2 separate regions of the Homo sapiens genome follow, and region 1 is linked to region 2. A link is a loop called in an ENCODE intact Hi-C map of the cell type or tissue named here. Cell type or tissue: heart left ventricle. All regions are shown on one strand. Each heading gives the region's core, and the rest is flanking DNA. Links, peaks and the distances in the headings are about the cores only. Region 1 overlaps NR2C1 (nuclear receptor subfamily 2 group C member 1). Region 2 has its middle 8.9 kb from the start of NDUFA12.

Region 1 (2,924 bases), core at 237-2,736, 55 kb after region 2:
GGAGGTTGCAGTGAGCCAAGACAGCGCCACTACACTCCAGCCTGGACAACAGAGCGAGACTTTGTCTCAAAAAAAAAAAAAAAAATTATTGACTATAGTCCCTCTGTTGTGCTATCAAATACTAGGTCTAATTCATTCATCCTATTTTTTTGTACCCATTATAACCTATTTCTTAATGACTAAAAAGTTTATTTTCCAAACAAACAAAAATGTAGTGCAGAGAGTGGCTTTGTTTTACATTTCTACAAATTGCTTTAATATCTAGTTTAACAGAAGTTGGAATCTCATATCTGTTTCTTTATTTAATCTGTTAGACTATGTTGTTTTGGTTATAACAAGGCTGGGCACAGCACCTCACGCCTGTAATCCCAGCGCTTTGGAAGGCCAAGGCCAGTGAACTGCTTGAGCCCAGGAGCTCCAGACCAGCCTGGGCAACATGACAAAACCCTGTTGCTACAAAATATATAAAACATCAGCCAGGCACGTGAGCACAAAAAATGGCCACAAAAAATCAGCCGGAAACCTATTTCTTCACCATATATATACATATACATACATACATATATGTATATATGTTAAAGAAAATTCAGCTTCGTATTTATTGGTTGAAAAGGGGAAGGATATTTTAATACCCTTTTCAAACTGTGAAAGTTGTTCGACACTACATCAACTCAACAAGTGGCAGCTTTTCAAAGGTTAGCAGCAATGTAGAGTCATAAACTATATTAAAATCTGTTGGTCTATCCTGCAATTTAAATGGATCCTTCACTCATGCATAATTTTGTAACATTATACACTGGTCATCCGGAAAGCAATGATTCATTGAGTTATGTACACCTTATAAATGCTGACACATTTCATCATATAGTATCATCACATGTCACACAGTCTGTAGAAAATTCCATTGTATACCTGGGAGAGAACAATACTGAAAAGGCAAATAACATTTCAGTATTATTATAAAAATGGTCTTCACCTGGTTGATTCTCTGAAGTGTCCCCAGATAATACTTTGAGAACTTCCAAATTATGTGGTATCTCTTACTAAGTAATAGGACACAACCATTTAAAAAAATGAAGATGTCAGTATTGATGCTGAACTCCTACTGATCCCACCAAAACTAGGCTCAGATTGTACCCTCTAAAAAGAATTCCCTCAAAAGCATTCCTACTCACTCTACAGCTCTTTAATTTCTTTCCTTCCTTCCTTCCCTTCATTCCTTTCAATTTTCTTCTGTGCTCCCATTGCACCTGATACAATGACCTGTCACAGAACTTACCACATTCTACTATGAATTGTCTGATTATTCAACTATCTCTCAGTAGCTTGAAAAGCTATCTTAAGTTAGGGAATATCTTTTATTTCTGGAACTCCAGAACCTGGTATATGCATTTAGTAGGAATTAGAAAAGTTTGGTGGGCCAGTGCATCAACCGTAAACTAGACATACCTCTCCCATCTGTTGTTCAATAATTTGATGTGCAATTTCTTCTATGGTTGCCATGATCTACCTGCCAAAAATAAAAAGATGTTTTATAATTAAACTCACAAAACACTCTTATTAAATAATTTACAAATAAAACTATATGATATTTAAGATTTGCTTCAAAATAATCTAGTTAAGGTGGGAGGGTTGGCTTTTTCTGAAGTTTCTTTTTTCCATTCATGGGTTGCCTTTTCCATGTGTCTTTTTTATTTTTTTTTTTTTTAAAACAAGGCCCACCCAGGCTGGAGTGTAGGGGGCACCATCACGGCTCACTGCAGTCTCAACCTCCTGGGCTCAAGTGATCCTCCCACCTCAGCCTCCTGAGTAGCTGGAACTACAGGTATACACCACCACACCTGGCTAATTTTTTATTTTTTGTACAGATGGGGTCTCACTGTGTTGCCCAGGCTGGCCTCAAACTCCTGGGCTCAAGCAATCTTCCTGTCTCGACCTCCCAAGTGTTGGTATTGGAATTATCAGCATAAGCCACCATGCCCACCCCTCCATGTATCTTTTTTTTTTTTTTTTTTTTGAGATGGAGTCTTGCTCTGTCACCCAGGTTGGAGTGCAGTGGCATGATCTTGGCTCACTGCAAGCTCCACTTCCTGGGTTCATGCCATTCTCCTGCCTCAGCCTCCCAAGTAGCTGGGACTAGGCACCTGCCACCACGCCAGCTAATTTTTTTGTATTTTTAGTAGAGACAGGGTTTCACTGTGTTAGCCAGGATGGCCTTGATCTCCTGACCTCGTGATCTGCCTGCCTCGGCCTCCCAAAGTGCTGGGATTACAGGCGTGAGCCACTGCACCCGGCCCCAGCCCTCCATGTATCTTTATATGTTTATACGGTCTTCCCTCTGAGTGTCTGTGTCCTCTTCATAGAAGGACATCAGTTATTTTGGATTACGGTACACTCTAATGAACTAATTTTAACTCAATTATCTCTTTTAAGGCCTTATCTCCAATATACTCAATTCTGAGGTACTGGTGGTCAGGACATCACCATAGGAATTTGGGATTCATATGATTTTGTGGGAGAACCGAATTCAGCCCATAACACTCAGGCATAAACCCAATAAGGAACATGCAAGATCTAGGTAGGCAAATAAAACTTTAAAATGCTGCCTAAAGACAAGAAAATCTACACTTGGACCGGCCCCGGTGGCTCACATCTGTATTCCTAGCACTATGGGAGGCCAAGGTGGGCTGATTACCGGAGATCAGGAGTTTGAGACTAGCCTGGCCAACATGGTGAAACGCCATCTCTACTAAAAATACAAAATTAGCCAGGTGTGGTGGTACATGCCTGTAATCCCAGCTACTCAGGAGGCTGAGGCAGTAGAATTACTTGAACCTGGGAGGCGGAGGTTGCGGTGAGCCGAGATTGCACCATTGCACTCCAGTCTGGGCCACAAGAGTGAAATTCTGTCTCATAAAAAAAAA
Region 2 (2,924 bases), core at 100-2,599:
AGTTAAGATTCTGGTGGGTTTTTTTTTTTTTTTTTTTTTTGGTCCATTTAGCTACCCTGTCTTTTGACTGGGGAGTTTAATTCTTGTACATTTAAAGTAATTACTGATAGGGAAGGATTTACTACTGGCATTTTGTTAATTGTTTTCTGTATTTTTTGCTGTTGTGTCTCTCTCTCCTCTCTTGCCACCTTCCCTGTGTTTCATTGGTTTTTTGGTAGCAATTTGCCATTCCTTTTTCATTTTCTTTTGTGTATCTTTTATAGGTATTTTCTTTATGGTTATGTTGTCCCTAGGTTTTTTTTTTTTTTTTTTTTTTTCAAACTGAGGCGGGGTTTTAATATGTTGCCCAGGCTGGTCACATGCTCCTGGGCTCAAGTGATCCTCCCATCCTAGCCTCCCAAGTAGCTGGGATTATAGGCACATGCCACTGCACCTGGTGTCTCTAGCATTTTTAAAGTACAATATGTACTTATAGATTTAAATGTTTGATATGTTTCAACCCATTGCAGTTATTATTCTAATCAATTACCAAATTGTTTTATCTTTGGTTAGTAGAGACCTCTTCAGGTTGGTTCCTGAGTTTCTGAGACACAATCTAGTCATCTTTGATAGTTTTATTATCATTATTTTATTTTTGGTGTGACAAGATGTTCCCAGCTCATCTTACATATTTCCTACCCGGACCTGCAATCAGCCTTTCTTCTGGGGAGCTCTACTCCAGGGCTTATGGTTGCTTAAATCTCAACTCTATCACTGTATTAGTACCCTCTCACACTGCTAATAAAGGCATACCTGATACTGGGTAATTTATAAAAGCAAGAGGTTTAATTGACTCACAGTTCAGCATGGCTGGGGAGGCCTCAGGAAACTTACAATCAGGGTAGAAGGGGAAGCAAAAACATCCCTCTTCTCATGGTGGCAGAAACGAGAAGTGCAGAGGGAAAGGGAGAAAAGCCCCTTATAAAACCATCAGATCTCATGATAACTCACCCACTATCATGAGAACAACATGAGGGTAATTGCTCCCATAATTAAAGCATCCTTTCCACAACATGTGGGGATTATAGGATTACAATTCAAGATGAGATTTGGGTGGGGACACAGCCAAACCCTATCAATCACTAATTAGCTATATTGAGCAAGTTGCTTACACCTTAGTTTACTCATTTGTAAAATGGGGTTAATAATATTACCCATCTCATGAGATCACTGTAGGCATTAAATAAGGTACATAAAAAACACAGTGCCTGGTGTATCATAAGTACTCAATAAAGGTTAGTTTGATAAATTACTTCTAAATAACAATAGAGACATATGTCTTCTTGAGCAGATTTTTCACAGAACATTCTGACTTCCTGTTCTAATTTTGATCAGTTGTCTTTAGGCCTCATTCATGAATGGATGATCATTCTGGGATTTCTTTTCATTGTGTTTCTGAATAAATGAGTCTTATTTTATCTTGGATCCTGCATATTTTTCTTTCTTAGAATTCTCTCATTTAGGGTTGCTTGTTTTTTTTGTTTGTTTTGGTAGAGCACATTTTTGAGACTTTTTTCAAAAATGCATGTAGGAGATAACATTTCCCTCGATTGATCCTTTACTTGGTCATAAAACCCTAGGTTCAAAATAGTTTCCTCACAGAACTCTGAAAGCATTCCTCCATTGCCCTCTAATATCTAACATTTAGCTGGGTGTGGTGGTGCATGCCCATAGTCCCAGCCACTTGGGAGGCTGAGGCAGGAGGATTGCTACAGCCCAGGAGTTAGAGGCTGCAGTGAGCTATGATCGTGGCCACTGCACTCCAGCCTGGGTGTCAGAGTGAGACCCTGTCTCAAACAAAACCCCAAAACCTCTAACATAGTTGATGAGAATCCTGCTGCCAATCTGATACAAATTCATTTGTTAAAAACCTGTTTTTCAATCTTTTGAAGTTTTTCAGATTTTTCTATTTGTCTTTAAAGTTCTGAAATTTCATGAAGATTTATCTAGGGCTTTTGTAGTTGATGTTTGTTGGAATTCAGCATCATCTTTGAATTTGGAGATGTGACATTTTTAGCAGTAGAAATTGTTTTAAATAATTTTTCCCCTACATTTTCTGTTACTTCTTTCCGAAATCTGGGTATTAGGTGAACATTGACCCTTCTGGATTGATCCCCTATTATCTTTTTAACGTTACCTGAATATTTTGTTTTTTCTGCATATTTTCCATTTTCATCTTTGTGCTTTACATTCTGAACCATTTCTTTGCATTTATGTACCAGTTCACTAATTTGTTCCTTGTCTAGGTCCAGTCCATCAGTCCTGATAGATTTTTTCAACATGATTTTTAGTTTAAAGAATGCTTAAAAAAGAAAGAAAGAAAGAACTCTTTCTTTAATCTCTCTTCCTTTTTTTTTTTTGAGACAGAGTCTCACTCTGTTGCCCAGGCTGGAGTGCAGTGGCGTGATCTCGGCTCGCTGCAACTCCACCTCCCAGGTTCAAGCGATTCTCCTGCCTCAGCCTCCCAAGTAGCTAGGACTACAGGCGTGCGCCACCACACTCAGCTAGTTTTTGTATTTTTAATAGAGACAGGGTTTCACCATGTTGGTCAGGCTGGTCTTGAACTCCTGACCTCGTGATCCGCCTGCCTCAGCCTCCCAAAGTGTTAGGATTACAGGTGTGAGCCATTGTGCCTGGCCAGTCTCTCTTCTTTTTCATAGTATCCTGTTCTGATTTTTTTTGTCATTAACTTGGTATCAACATTATTATAGAACAACTAAAGTTAAAGAGACACACAGAATTCAGTTGGATAATACCGACATGTTCATGTGAACAAACATTGCCAGAAGCCTTAATTCTTTCTTCAATGATCTTAGCTTCAATTTAGCTCATCCATTTTGATCATTTTCCCTCTTAAATTTGGTACATTGAACATACGTACCTCA

Evidence for each region. A loop is a pair of places that touch in the nucleus more often than their neighbours do. Peaks named below come from ENCODE experiments on the same cell type or tissue, not always from the same donor. Only the 100,000 strongest peaks of a DNase experiment are listed, where the experiment ranks them.
Region 1: it touches region 2 in a loop (4-fold over the local background); 15 of 110 quality-filtered maps call a loop at or near these places.

Annotation. Positions count from the first base shown.
Region 1 is chr12:95,065,882-95,068,805 of GRCh38, forward strand. NR2C1 (nuclear receptor subfamily 2 group C member 1) reads right to left here. Exons shown (of 14, transcript NM_003297.4): 2 at 1,450-1,510. The coding sequence starts at 1,503. Among named protein-coding and RNA genes, the nearest start is that of NR2C1, 6.3 kb to the right of the region's middle. In heart left ventricle, for the core only: no CTCF peak of the experiment used is centred there; no DNase peak of the experiment used is centred there; H3K27ac peaks cover 276 bases.
Region 2 is chr12:95,011,104-95,014,027 of GRCh38, forward strand. No RefSeq gene overlaps it. Among named protein-coding and RNA genes, the nearest start is that of NDUFA12, 8.9 kb to the left of the region's middle. In heart left ventricle, for the core only: no CTCF peak of the experiment used is centred there; no DNase peak of the experiment used is centred there.